Regions from separate parts of the Homo sapiens genome. Here all the other regions are linked to region 2. A link is a contact called in ENCODE Hi-C or POLR2A ChIA-PET data. All regions are on one chromosome and are shown on one strand. The core of a region is the stretch at or near the end of the contact, and the rest is flanking DNA. Distances in the headings are between cores, read along the strand shown.

The links. Hi-C counts contacts between places; a loop is a spot of excess contacts on that map. ChIA-PET counts read pairs that join two places held with the same protein, here RNA polymerase II (POLR2A). Pooled maps may share reads with other maps.
Region 1: a map of natural killer cell shows a loop between it and region 2 (23-fold over the local background). The contact joins the promoter of NR1D2 here to the promoter of STT3B in region 2. A Hi-C loop is called at or near these places in 2 of 168 maps with a recorded cell type or tissue (naive thymus-derived CD4-positive, alpha-beta T cell and natural killer cell) and 5 of 50 pooled maps. POLR2A ChIA-PET finds 5 or more read pairs at or near these places in 1 of 52 experiments (activated CD4-positive, alpha-beta T cell).
Region 3: a loop to region 2 is called in a map of naive thymus-derived CD4-positive, alpha-beta T cell, with 8 times the contacts of the local background. The contact joins the promoter of RPL15 here to the promoter of STT3B in region 2. A Hi-C loop is called at or near these places in 1 of 168 maps with a recorded cell type or tissue (naive thymus-derived CD4-positive, alpha-beta T cell) and 5 of 50 pooled maps. POLR2A ChIA-PET finds 5 or more read pairs at or near these places in 1 of 52 experiments (CD4-positive, alpha-beta memory T cell).

Annotation. Positions count from the first base shown.
Region 1 is chr3:23,943,369-23,947,614 of GRCh38, forward strand. NR1D2 (nuclear receptor subfamily 1 group D member 2) reads left to right here and starts at 1,918. Exons shown (of 8, transcript NM_005126.5): 1 at 1,918-2,226. The coding sequence starts at 2,211. LOC124909354 (a long non-coding RNA gene) reads right to left here and starts at 1,812. Exons shown (of 2, transcript XR_007095845.1): 1 at 287-1,812. It also overlaps a transcript of NKIRAS1 not described here. RefSeq lists silencers at 1,782-2,971, 2,468-3,009.
Region 2 is chr3:31,531,485-31,535,667 of GRCh38, forward strand. STT3B (STT3 oligosaccharyltransferase complex catalytic subunit B) reads left to right here and starts at 1,441. Exons shown (of 16, transcript NM_178862.3): 1 at 1,441-1,828. The coding sequence starts at 1,515. RefSeq lists silencers at 764-1,023, 1,334-1,563, 1,594-1,723, 1,804-1,953 and enhancers at 1,124-1,263, 2,114-2,173, 3,613-4,114, 4,115-4,183.
Region 3 is chr3:23,913,813-23,918,384 of GRCh38, forward strand. It overlaps RPL15 (ribosomal protein L15), which reads left to right and starts at 3,320. Exons shown (of 4, transcript NM_002948.5): 1 at 3,320-3,361; 2 at 4,038-4,219. The coding sequence starts at 4,048. It overlaps NKIRAS1 (NFKB inhibitor interacting Ras like 1), which reads right to left and starts at 3,178. Exons shown (of 5, transcript NM_020345.4): 1 at 2,972-3,178. RefSeq lists enhancers at 2,782-3,581, 2,833-4,032, 3,962-4,061.

The sequences.
Region 1 (4,246 bases), core at 668-3,167, 7.6 Mb before region 2:
ATTACAGGCATGCGCCACCACCCCGGCTAATTTTGTATTTTTAGTAGAGATGGGGTTTCTCCATGTTGGTCAGGCTGGTCTTGAACTCCTGACCTCAGGTGATCCACCCGCCTTGGCCTCCCAAAGTGCTGGGATTACAGGCGTCAGCCCCCGCGCCCAGCCCAGTTTTGCCTTTTCTAGAATGTCGTATAGTTGGAATCATACAGTACACAGCCTTTTTAGAGTGGTATCCTCTTTTATGATTTCTTTTCTGCCTTCTAGACTGTTCATATTAACCTCATTTTACCTGTGTAGAAGTAGATGGTAGTTGATACATGAAAAAGCAAGCAAGCTACAAAGCGTGGCCTGGGGAACTCTTCCATCAGCATCACATGAGGGTGATAAATTCCAGAAGTAGGGAAGAATAGAGGGCTACCGTGATTAGGGAACTGTGTTTAGAAGGGTTTGGGTATCAAGACAGCCTTGGAAAGAGAAGCAGGACCCACATCTGTGCAGGGCGAAGCAGGTCAGGTTAAGTCGTTGAATTTTTTCAAAGTGTAACACGAAGCCATTGGAGGGTTTTCAGCAGAGTAATCAGATCTTATTTACATTTTAAAAATAATACTTTGACTGCTGGGGAGAAGTGACTGTAGGAGGACCCAAGAAGCACTCTCCTAGTTAGGGAACCAGAGCAGTAGCTGAGGCAAGAGATAATGGTTTGCTCTAGCAATACCAACGGTGAGAAACAGGGATTGAACATATTTTGAAGGTAGAATAGCTCAGACTTGCTAATGGATTGAATGGAGAATAAAAGGCTGTGAGAGTGTTAGGAGAGAAACATAATTTTGCTGGCTTCAGGAACTTGCAGATTTACCAAAACAGTAAATATTGATATGGTGAAGAAACCTGGGGGGTGGGGAAATAGGGTGTTGCACATGTAAATATGTCTTCCACGTGACATTTTCCCCACCTTCTATAGTGAAGAATTTCAGAGCAAACTGGAAAGAGTTTTACAAGCAACACCCATATCCCCATCGCCTAAGTTTAACATCTTACCATATCATCTATTCATGCCTCTATCAGCCCATCTTACTTCAGTAATGCGTTTAAATTGCGGGCATCAATGCACTTTCCTCAGAATTCACCTCAGCACGCATACAATTTATGTCTAGCTTTTTTCTTTTGATCTAAAATTTACATTCAAGGTGAAACGCCCAGATCTTGACTGCACATTAGCTGAGTTCGGACACACGCGTACACCCGTCTAAAATCTGAGATGCAAAAAAGCGGCATAATCAAACGGGCTGCTGGATGTAGGAATCTGGAGATTAGAAGAGAGGTCTTGGCTTGAAATATAAATCTGGGAATCACAAGAACATAGGTCTACTTAAGCTATGAGATTGGATAAAATCACCTAGAGGGTGCAGAGGGAAAGGGAAGGGTCTGTGCCCTCAGAGACCAGCGTTTGGAGGTCGGTCGGGTGGGAGCGGGGGGTGGGGGTGGGGGGCGCAAGGGTTGAGCAAGCCCGAACCAGCCGGCCCAGCCGGGGTCCTGAGAATCACCCTTGCTCGGCGCCAAGCCACCGCTTTGACCTAAGAGCCACCAGGTTGGGGGGCAGGGCGTGGAGAGGACTCCCGGCCAGAGGCGGGAAAGGCAGCCGGGAGGAGAGGAAAGAGGAGGAGGAGGGGAGGAATATGCGGCGGAGGGAAACGGAGAAGAGGTTTACGGCACGGAGGGGAAAAACGAAGGAAGAGGAGGGGCTCGGCAAGGAGAAGGAAGGGGAGAAGGGGGAAGCGCAGGAGAAAAGGGTAGCCGGGGAGCCGGGAAGCGGGCGGGAGGGAGGGGAGCGGCGGGGCGGAGGTCGCCGCAGCGGCCGGCCGAGGGCGGGCGGAGGGAGGGGGTGTGTGCGCGGGTCACATGGTCGCGGCTGCCCTCCCCGTCAGCCGCCCTCGCCGCCGCGGTGCGCTGGCTGCAGGAAGCCGCCGCGCCGCCGCTTTTGTTGTCAGGGACCCAGCGAGGAGCGCCGCTCGCCGGCCGCCGCCACCCTCTCTCGCTGCAGCCTGCTGTGCGCTGCACGGCCTGGGGCCCGGGAGCCCCGCCCGCTCTGCCCATGAGGGGGCCCCGCGACCACCGCTGCTTCCAGCCCGGGGCGGCGCGGCGCTGAGGCGGCGGCGGCGGCGCTGCCCCCTCTGCGGGAAGCGGGCGGCCCCGGCCGCCTCCGCGAGGGCACCATGGAGGTGAATGCAGGTAAGAACCGGACTGCGGCGGGTGGGGGATGGCCGGAGGGAGCGCTCAGAGCCCGCGGGGCACTTTGGGGGGCGGCGGCAGGGGGTGTCCCCATGGCCGGTGGGGCGGGGTGGGCTGCTGCGCGCCGCGTGTCCGCCTCTGGCTCGGTTCCCATCGCCCCCCGGGCCGCCCGGCGCCCGCCCTCTTGTCTCCCTGCAAAGCCGCAGCGCGGCCTGCCGGCGCCCGGCCCGGCCCCCCCCTCACATGGCCCGGCCGCGCGAGCCACGTGCGCGCTGTGTTTACGTTCGGCGGCGCGCGGGCGCCGGTTGGCTGGGCGGGCGCGTGACGCGGCATTACATAATGGGCGCTGAGGCGGCGGCGGCGGGCGGGGACACGTGAGGCCGCTCGGCTCCCTGACCCACATTCCCCGGGGCCGCAGGGACACGTGGGGGCGGGGGCGCGCGCGCGCGCGCTGGCTGGGAGCGCCGCAGCCTCCCGGGAGGCTCCGCCCCTTTGGAAGCCTCGGGGCAGTGACGTCGCCGCGATTCCCTCCTCCCCCGCGGGGTTGCACACTGCGGAGGAGGCCGCGCGTGCGCGCCCGCTGAGCCCCCGCGGCGGGGCGTCCCCGAAGCGGGCGCTGACACCGCAGTGCACCGGACGCCGCACGCTCTTTTCGCGAGGTGACCCCAAGGCGCGGACCCCGCGCAAACCAAACGAACCGGCGCCTGGGGAGGCTGGTAGCTGCATACCTTGCAGATTCCGAGGAGGAAGTGCAGGACGAGGGCGTGCTGCAGGCCGGAGGAGGCGCCTCGGGGAAGGCGTGGGGCTTTCCCGAAGGGATACGCTCGAAGGAGCTCTGAGGTGCTTCGATCCCGAGCGACTCCCCGCAGACTGGGTAGCACCGCCCCTGTTAGGATGCCGTCTGTTTACAAAAAAAACCGTTTGCTCTAGGACGCGACCTGTCTCATACACACACAGTCTTAAAAACTGCTTCCAGATCCCTTCGGGCTGGAGTTTTCCAGTAAACGGGTCACACCCGCAGCTGAGCGTGCAGCTCACGTATGGTCAGGATGACTCAGGTGATCATAGGTGACTCCAACACCATATGTAAGACTGGACATTCTTCATTTAAATTAAAAAAAAATTAACCTGTGGGTCGCTGACTTTTCCTGAATCTGATCAAGAGAATTTGGCTTTATAAATATTTTTCTTGTCACATTTTGTTACATTGCAACGGAACAACAGGGTGCCCTTCCCTCCTTTTGTCTGCCCCAAATGATGAGGTAGATCTGAAGTGAGTGAGGTTATGGAAACAGCCAGCTTTTGTTTTATTTTTTGAGTTGCAATGCGCCTCTAAGAATCTTGCCTCGATAACAAATGTATTGTGAACTTTTCACCAAAAGTAAAAATAAAGTCACTTTCTAATTTTATTTACGTATTTTTAGAATTTACTTATTTTTTTTAACCTGTTGTCTCACAAAAATCTGGATCTAATTGTGTTTTGATTACCTAATCGGCCTACTTAGCCTTTGAGGGTATTTTTAAAATTTTATGAGTTTATCATAGAATTAAACTTCTACATGTTAGAATTCAGAGGTGATCAGGGTGAACCTCTTCTAACCCACCCTTTAGCATGAATTCTAATAGCTTTAGTAACCTCATAAGGGCTGGCTCAATTAGGAAGTTTTTCTCTGGTTTGAGCCCTCTTCCAATACTTCGCTGATCTAAATCTTGCCTCGTGGAGCAAGGCACATTATAAAAATTCCTCCGGATGAATGTTGACCATCCCCTTCCCCCTTCAGTTCTTCCATTTACAGTTCTCATCTCTTTGTCCTTGCCCAGCATTGTTTTTTCTGATCACTCATCATCCTTGTTGCCGTTTGGGATGGAGCACCCAGAAGTGAACAGGCTCTTGTGGAAGTGGTTGGATGATTATCAAGTTCCAAGTTGCCCTCTTTGTCTTGAATCCTGTTGCAAATGAATTCCCTGGCAGGCTTAGTATTTTTGGCATGTTGCTTTGCTGACTCACAGTAACCTTGCA
Region 2 (4,183 bases), core at 191-2,690:
CCGAAAGCTCCGTACTTTCTATGGGGTTTATATAAGAGCAATTCGAGTCTCCCCACTACCTCACTTAGTTTAAGCTCATTTTGCCCTGAGTTTATCTGGTAGCACTTTATTTTAGCGGACAAGGAGGGAAGTGGGGAAAGGAAAGGAATTATAAAAATACAAGGTAGACGTGCACAAGAACCTTCGTTCTATTATTATTTAGTAAAGTGAGAACTGGAAACAGCTTAACGTCCAGGGTAAGTTAGTTTCACTCACTCGACGGAATGTATGCAGCCGTTAATGTATTTCTGCATTTTCCCATATTTCCAGTGAACATACAGTACTTTCGCAATTCGGAGTACAAACGAAAAAGGGCGAGAGAAGGTCGCATTTTGCCTGCCGGAGCTAGGGGCGCGCTTGCCGGTTCCAACGAGTTTTCGGTGTCGGAAAACTTGTCTTTGCTCACATTCTCGGATTCCCGCGGCCGCAGAAGCCGGAGGCGGGACGTGAAGGGCAATGAGCAAGGTAGGCTGTGTCACTGCCGCCGCGGGCTCACTCGCAGCGCCAGCCGAGGAGCGCCACGGGCTGCTGAACCCCTCGGCCCGACCCACGCGCCGAGGGCTAGGATAATGCGCCTGCGCGGCCGTCACGTGGTGAGGGCTCCGCGCAAAGCGGGTTAAAAGTCACGACCGCGGAGAGCCCGCGAGCGTCCTGCTGGTCGGTGCGGCGCTTTCCGCGTCCTTTAAGACGAGTTTGACCGAGGCCGCTCCGCAGTTCCCGCCCCTCGGCCCAGCTCAGCTCCATGAACCTAGCGGAGCCGCCTAGTACCCTTTCTCGCCGACCGCACAGGCGCGCGAAACCGCGTCTTTCAACTGACAATGAAGCCGTAGCCGCGCAGCTCGGCCACTCCGGGCGAATCGGCGCGAGGCCGGGATGGTGGGGGGGAGGGGGAGACGGTTGGGTCAAGCTCCGCCCCAGCTCGCGCCCCTATTGGTGGGCGCAGCGGTTCTGGGCCCGCCCCCTAACGGACCTGTCGCTTTGTGACAGGCGGAGGGGCCAGTTCCTGTCGGGCCGGAGGCGGAGTCAGAGGTTGCTTGAGCTCCGCCCGGACTCCAGGGGGCTCCTCCCCCTGCTCCTTTCGGCTGGGCGGGCGGCGGGCTAGAGAGGGAATGTCATTGCTTCTCAGAGCCGTGGTGCCGCCTCCGTCTGCTGCTTCTTTCCTGGCGCCCTCGTCCCGTCGGCTTTCGCCGCCGCCGCCGCAGCTGCACTGGGGATACGGATGGCTAGTGGGGCGCCGGGGCCATCTGGGTTGAGAGAGCGGCGATTGCGGCCGCTGCTGAGGCGGAGACTCCCCGCCGCCGCTTCCTCCACCCCCAGTCCGCCGGCCTCGCGGCGCTGAGGGCGGGAGCGCGCAGAGCTCTTCCCTCCTCCTTTTTCTTCCTCCTCCTCCTCCTCCTCCGGGTCCCCGCCCAGCACCCCTCGCACCAGGCGGCGGCGGCGGAGGAGGAGAGCTAGACCCGCCGCCGGGGCACAACATGGCGGAGCCCTCGGCCCCGGAGAGCAAGCACAAGTCGTCCCTCAACTCGTCCCCGTGGAGTGGCCTCATGGCCCTGGGAAACAGCCGGCACGGCCACCACGGGCCCGGGGCCCAGTGCGCGCACAAGGCGGCGGGCGGCGCGGCGCCGCCGAAGCCGGCCCCGGCGGGGCTGTCCGGGGGGCTGTCGCAGCCGGCTGGGTGGCAGTCGCTTCTCTCCTTCACCATCCTCTTCCTGGCCTGGCTTGCCGGCTTCAGCTCGCGCCTCTTCGCCGTCATCCGCTTCGAAAGCATCATCCACGAGTTCGACCCGTGGTAAGTGCCTCGCCGCCCCTCCCCCGCCCGTGGCCCGCGGGGAACCGGGACCCGCTCCTCCGCCCGCCGCAGCTCTCCTCGACTTGGCCCCGCGCCGCCGCGGAGCCCCGCTCGCGTCCTGGCTGAGGCCGGCGCGGATCCCGGAGCTCCGGGCGCGCCCCCTGCCCGTGGGCGAAGTTTGCCCCGTGCAGCCTGAGGCGGGGCGTCGGGGTCCAGGAGCGAAACCTTGATTCTCGGCCGGGCTAGTGTGAAGACTGCCAGGAGTGTGGATGCAGCCGCCGGGAGTGTGGGTGCAGCCGCCGGGAGTGTGGGTGCAGTCCCTCGCAGCCCGCTTTGGTCGCTGAGTCCGGACCCGCCACGCCAGGAGGCGGCAGGTAGCTCCTCCGCGGACTGTCGGTCGATTCCCCGCCCTCCTCGCCCGCTGCTTTCGCGTTCTTTCATATTTGCGGGCGCGTTTTTGCTAGTTCAGACGGAATCGGCCAGGGGGGCTGCCCTGTTGCCGCTGGAGGTGGGTCCAGATGTGCCGGAACCCCGGCTGCTCACCCTTGCAGTTTTACGCTTTTACTGTTTCTTTTTATGCTCTCATGATACGAGAAGGGAAAAGGAGAGTGAATGGCGTGTTGGAGGGAAGGAAATAATACCCCTGAAAGTGATCTGAAAGCTAGCTACTCTTATTTATTTATCATTAGGTATTTTAAAGAGTGGCTTTTTTTCAGAGCTCTTAAGTGCACTCAGCACCTTACTGTTTCACTATCGTCTTGGGTTGCTTTTTAGAACAAGATCCTTACCCTGTTAGCCACTGTCACCCTTAGTGTGTTATGCACAGTATCTGAAAGCATTGCATTAGTTCCTTTATTGGTCTGCAGGAAGGTTTGTGGATAAGAGCAAACAGTACCACGGTGATGGGAGTCCTAGATTGTAATACCGAAGTTGCACATGGTGTAAGGGACTGACCTGAATGTTTTAGGAAATTACCCCACTCTTAACAACACTAGCTAACTTAGACACTACATTGGTCTGTGAATTATCTAGATGGAAAGATTGCTTTAACTTTTTTTTCGCAACTTGCCCAACCCGAGTTAGGATTTTTCCCCCTGAGTTAGGATTTTCCCCTCTGAGAGTATGCCTTTTAAACTAGTGTTATCTTATTGACCTGTCAACCTTGAGTTAATCTTACTTCCTCACAGTTAGACCTAATTAAATTTCAGGATATTTGTTTCATCATTTGAGATTCAAAGAGAGAGAGTCTTTTTTGAGAGTTACTAACTATATAGATAATAAGTGTTCGGGTGGAGGGGGGCAGTAACTTACCTGTATAGTAATATACCAGATTTAAGTTCTGCATTATGGAGAGAAAAATTGGTACTGCAACATCTATTGAACACCAGAGGGGCCCACTCATGGACAATTCAATTTAGATCAGTTAATTACTGTGACAGTCTTCCATGAAATGTTTTCATTCCATTTTAGAAGTTTTGATTTTGTTTTCTAACACTAGTTTTTTTAAAAAATAACCTTTTTGTTAACGTGCAATCACAGAAGAAAATATGTTAGTGTAGACTATTTATGAGCCTAAGAATACCTGTGAAGGCTTATTGACACAATATTATTAGGTGGTCTTGTTTTGAAATACTTAAGCAAGTTAGATAAAAATGAAATTGGAACCAGAAAATGAAAACTAGTATTTACTGGACAATATGAAAAGAGAAAGTTCTCTTTTCAGATTAAAATAGCAGAAATGCATGGTTGACCAAACATTTCAGGTAACAAAATTGTGAATATTTCCATAGTAACATTTTTACAAATGGAAGGCTAACGACTGTTTAATAGTAACTCTGGGGCTGAAATTAAAGATTGCAGAAAAATTCACTACTGAATGATGAGATTTTGGTCATTTTTCCTTAAGATTAGAAATCTGCATCAAGTCAGCCAAAGATCCCCACTAAAATTGAGTAATGCAATAATGAAAAGGCTCAACAAGTAAAGTGGCTAATATTTTTATTTTTTATTTTTTATTTTTATTATTTTTTTTTTTTTAGTGTAGCTAAGTATTAAAAGTTTTCTTTTTCCAGCTTCAGTAGTGTGGTTGGAGGGCATAATTCTTTTTCATGCACATGAAAATATGTTTTGGTCGGGCGCGGTGGCTCACGCCTGTAATCCCAGCACTTCGGAAAGCCGAGGCAGGTGGATCACCTGAGGTCAGGAGTTCGAGACCAGCCTGGCCAACATGGTGAAACCCCCTCTCTACTAAAAATACAAAAATTAGCCGGGAGTGGTGTCGGGCGCCTGTAATCCAGCTACTTGGGAGGCTGAGGCAGGAGAATCTCTCGAACCCGGGAGGCGAAGGTTGCAGTG
Region 3 (4,572 bases), core at 2,070-4,569, 7.6 Mb before region 2:
CTCTTACTTAAATCTAGGTTTCAAGAATTTGAAAGGCTCTGTAGTACATGGGTCACCTTTAGGTTCCTTTCAACACTGTGATGCCATGATATTAGAAGTTGCTTATCCAGAGAATACATCAACACTGAGGTGAACACAAAAAGCAGTAGTTACAGCTACTTGTCACATCCCTACCCTAAGAAACTGGGCAATAAAATTCAATCTGTGACCTATTAAACCTCACCTGATGTAAATTACTAAGAGAACGTGCTTAATAGGCAAGATTCAGGGCAGTCTTAAATACTTATTGCTTTACTTTCCAGGCTAATCAATAACATTGCTAGAGAATAAATACAACCTCCTCTCTCCAACTTGAGGCTAAAAAAAAAAAAAAACAGAGAGTAAATATATGACCTGGTCCATTCCTGTGAAATGCTTTGTCAACATTTTCTTTGAAGAGCCATCAGAAACAGCTCCCCAAAACCGTTATTGCTTCTGTTCTTCTATGTAAGTGGGCCATTCTATTTTTATAAGTAAAACACAACTTTCTGACGCAACCAGAAAAACAATACCAAAACACTGTTAACATCATAGGAGAGATGTTATAAATCTCTAAAAATACTGTCATGTGGGGAAACCACCTACACTGTGTATTTACTTATGTCAACATTATGTATAGTGTGGAATACTTTCACTTATCCATATATGAATATATTTACATACATAAAAATATATTCAACAGGTTTTGCACACAGTATTGCACAAAATAAAATGTAATAAAGCAGATTCTAGCTTACCATTCTTTTATTCATTTACCAAACATTTACTGAGGGCCTGCCATCATGCCAGCCATCAGGGACAAACTAGGGGGCAAAAACAGAAATCATCCCTTGTCCTCAGGAATCTCAAAATCAACTGGAAACACAAATCCAAATCTTGTAAAACTGTTAACTGAGAAACTACAAATTGAGAAACAAAACTGCAAATGTGATTGATAAATTAGCAGTGATTATTCACACTACTAGAATTGTTTTTCCAAATGATTCATCCAACTTTTTAAATTTTATTTTTACTGCTCCTTTAGGAGCAGGACTACGCCCATAGGCAGCGTACCTACAGTAGCACATTCAACTTTTTAGTCATCCTCACCTTTGAAATACATACAGGGCTGCACTACTTACCATTTTCATCACTACTGAAGTGGTCTGGGTGAGGCACCATGTTCTCTCACCTGGTCTCTCAAAGATATCGTAATCCCCCAAACCTGTGAATATGTTTACTTTACATACTCATACAAGAATTTTGCGGGGGTGATTAAATTAAGAACTTCCATACGAAGATATTATCCTGAATTATCTAGGTGGGCCCAGTGTAATCACAAGTGTCTTTATAAGAGACACACAGGAGTGCTGGAGAGGACAGAAGGTGTAATTGGAAGATGCTCCTTTGCTGGCTGTGAAGATGAAGGAAGCAGTCAGGAGCCAAGGAATTCAGGCAGGCTTCATAAGGTGGAAAAGCCAAGGAAATAAATGTACTCTCCCCTAGTACCTCCAGAAGGAACACAGCCCTACTGACTTTGGTTTTAGCTTGGTGATATTTACAGATTTACAGACCTAGTCTGATGTACAAACTAAAAGACGGTAAATTTGTATTATTAACCAACAAAGTTGCTGAAATTTGTTACAGGAGCAATGGAAGACTAACACAATTTCCTAAGCAGTCTCTCTGCTTCCATTTTTTCTCTCCTTTTAGCCTCAAAAGGAGCAATCCGAGTTATCTTTTTAAAATGTACGCCATATGAAGTCATCCTTCTGTTCAAAATCTGCCAATGAAATCCAAAGTCCATGTGAGAACCTTCACCTCTCCGACGTCATTTCCCACTTTCCCCTACTGTGAATTTCAGCCACACTGCTTCCCTGCTGTTCCTCTATTAATCTTGCATGCTCCAGTCATGGCTCTTCTCCCTCTGCCTGAATCAGACCCCTACTCTTACTCCCAGACTCCTATCCTTGAAGTCCTTTCTTAAATGTTACCTTCTCTCAAAGACTTAACCTGGACACTCCATTCCAAATTGCAACCCTCAGCCGCTAACACTCCCTCATCACTTCCCTCCCCTTATCTTTTTTCCTTAGCATTTACCACCAAACCCAAAACACAGCTTACTTCTGCTTACTGCCCATTTCCAAGAAGGCCAAAAATTCTGCGTTGTTTCCTGCTGCATCCCCAGCAACTATGCCTGGCACATATTAGACACTTAATAAATATTTGTTGAATCAATCAATGAACCAGATAGAGACTCTTAAAAACGTAAAGCTGTGATTTAAAAAGAAAGAAAGAAAAATATGATGTGGGAAAAAAGATAATCAAAACCGCTACGATTAAGAGATAATGATTCTCTTAAGCCTTTGCCACATCTGAACGCATAATCTGGAAGGAAATTAAAGCCACATGACTTAAATTAAAGCCAAGTGAAAATATTCTGGAGAAACAAAGTAAGCCAGTAACCTATTTCTCAATTTAAAAAAAAACCCGCAACGCAAAATGCCAGCATTTTCTCGGCATTTCTTCTCTAAAACATTCACACCTGCCAAACAGGTCTTGGCAAATAAACATTCTGCTCTTCTGAAAAACTGTGGTTCTCATGTTAGCAAATTTGGGACGAAATCCGTATGCAGAAAAAGCGCCGGGCCGCCCGCAATCCACCCACTCCATGACCCTTTTTTAGGACAAAATCCCTGGGCGCTGGGGCCTGCTGGAGGAGCTTCACGCAGTCTGGAGCTGAAGGGACACAGCGAGCGCCCCGACCCGCGACGCCCCGACTCCGCGAAGGCCTCCCTGGGAGGCTGGGGAAGCGTCGGGGGATCTCTCAGCGCAGCTCTGGGGCCCAGATTTCTGCGCCCGTCGTGCGGTGGCCAGAGAGGGACAGCGCAGCGCGGAGACGCGGAGACGCAGAGACTCCGCAGGGGGAGAGCCCGCGGTGCGTGAAACAAACCTGTTCTCTCCTCAGACCTCAAAGACAGCGGCTCCACCGCGGTACGCGGCCACCGGCTTTGGAGCCTGGACCCCAACTTGCCTCCTCTCGCGGAGAGACAGTCGCCGACGCTCGCTTAGCCGCCGAGACCTCGCCGCCAACTCTCTCACCTCTCGAGACGCCCAGGCCGCTCAGGCTCGAATCTTGCGGAGCAGGGGGCGGGACAATAGCGGCCGCGGCGCCCCACTCGGCAGAACTCCGCCACCAGGCGCGATGCCGGAACTACATGTCCCATGACGCTCTGGGAGGCCGCAGCTTTCCACCGGAAAGAGGGTGGCTGAGGTGGGGGAGGAGCCCAAAAGGCATTGTGGGAGTACAGCTCTTTCCTTTCCGTCTGGCGGCAGCCATCAGGTAGGCTGCGTTGAGGATCTTTGCTCTTCCATCCGCCTTTGATCGTCTTCCTCTTCAGCCATCCAGGTCCGGGGACCCTGCGTCCTCGGAGATAGGTCTCCCTCCTGTGCGGCCAGAGTTTGGTCAGGATGCGGGACAGCAAAGGGGTGGAGAGGCGGCCCCCGGGGCGGGTTGAGCGAAGATGTGATGGCGGCGCGAATTCGAGCTGGGCCCGGATCCTGGAGGAGGCGTGGGGCTGACGAATGGGGCGCCCGGGACAAGGCAGCCTAAAGTGAGGCTGCTGGTTGGGTGGGGTAGATGCATTTTCCTCGAGAGTTAATCCTCGGTGGCCGCAGCAGTACCTTGTCCTGTGATGTCAGCGGCATCTCCTTTCAGGTCCTCCTTGGGGACGCCGCCTGCCGCAGCCACCCGCCCCCTTGGTGCTCAGTTCTGGTTCTGTTAATTCGCCCCACCAAAACGTGCCGAGCACCGCTCTGTGCTGGGGTTGCGGAAGTGACTGAACGCGGCTCCGTGGGCGCAGTGGTGGGGGTTGGGCTAGCTGTCCCCGGCAGTTGGTGCAGAGCCATTTTCATTCCCGGCGGTTTCCTTGTTTTTGTTGGGGAACTAAGATGGACGGATACAGTCGTCTTATTGTACTTAAAGCGGATGATATTTAATACACAGTTTGATTTCACAGGTAAGCCAAGATGGGTGCATACAAGTACATCCAGGAGCTATGGAGAAAGAAGCAGTCTGATGTCATGCGCTTTCTTCTGAGGGTCCGCTGCTGGCAGTACCGCCAGCTCTCTGCTCTCCACAGGGCTCCCCGCCCCACCCGGCCTGATAAAGCGCGCCGACTGGGCTACAAGGCCAAGCAAGGTACGTGATCGACTGCGTGGATGCTTGGATAAAATTATATTCGAGAAAAGTTGGAAACCAGCTGTTAGGAAGACACTGCTGCCTCAGTGTCTTTCTTCGCATAGGGCTTTGGCAGAAAAAAGCTAGCAACACTGGTCAGTTACTGTATGCACTGTTGTCTAAAGTGGCAAGTGTGTCAAAGGTTACAAATCTGAATGAGTTCAGACTAAAGCAAAATAAACAGTGTGCCTCCCTGTGTGAGTAGCCTAAGGTGCATTGAAAAAGACTGGGATGTGTTTTATTTTTTTCTATTAGATAGCATTAACTTACTGTTGAAGTATTTTTGGTGGAGTATTAGTGACAAGCCATTGAGT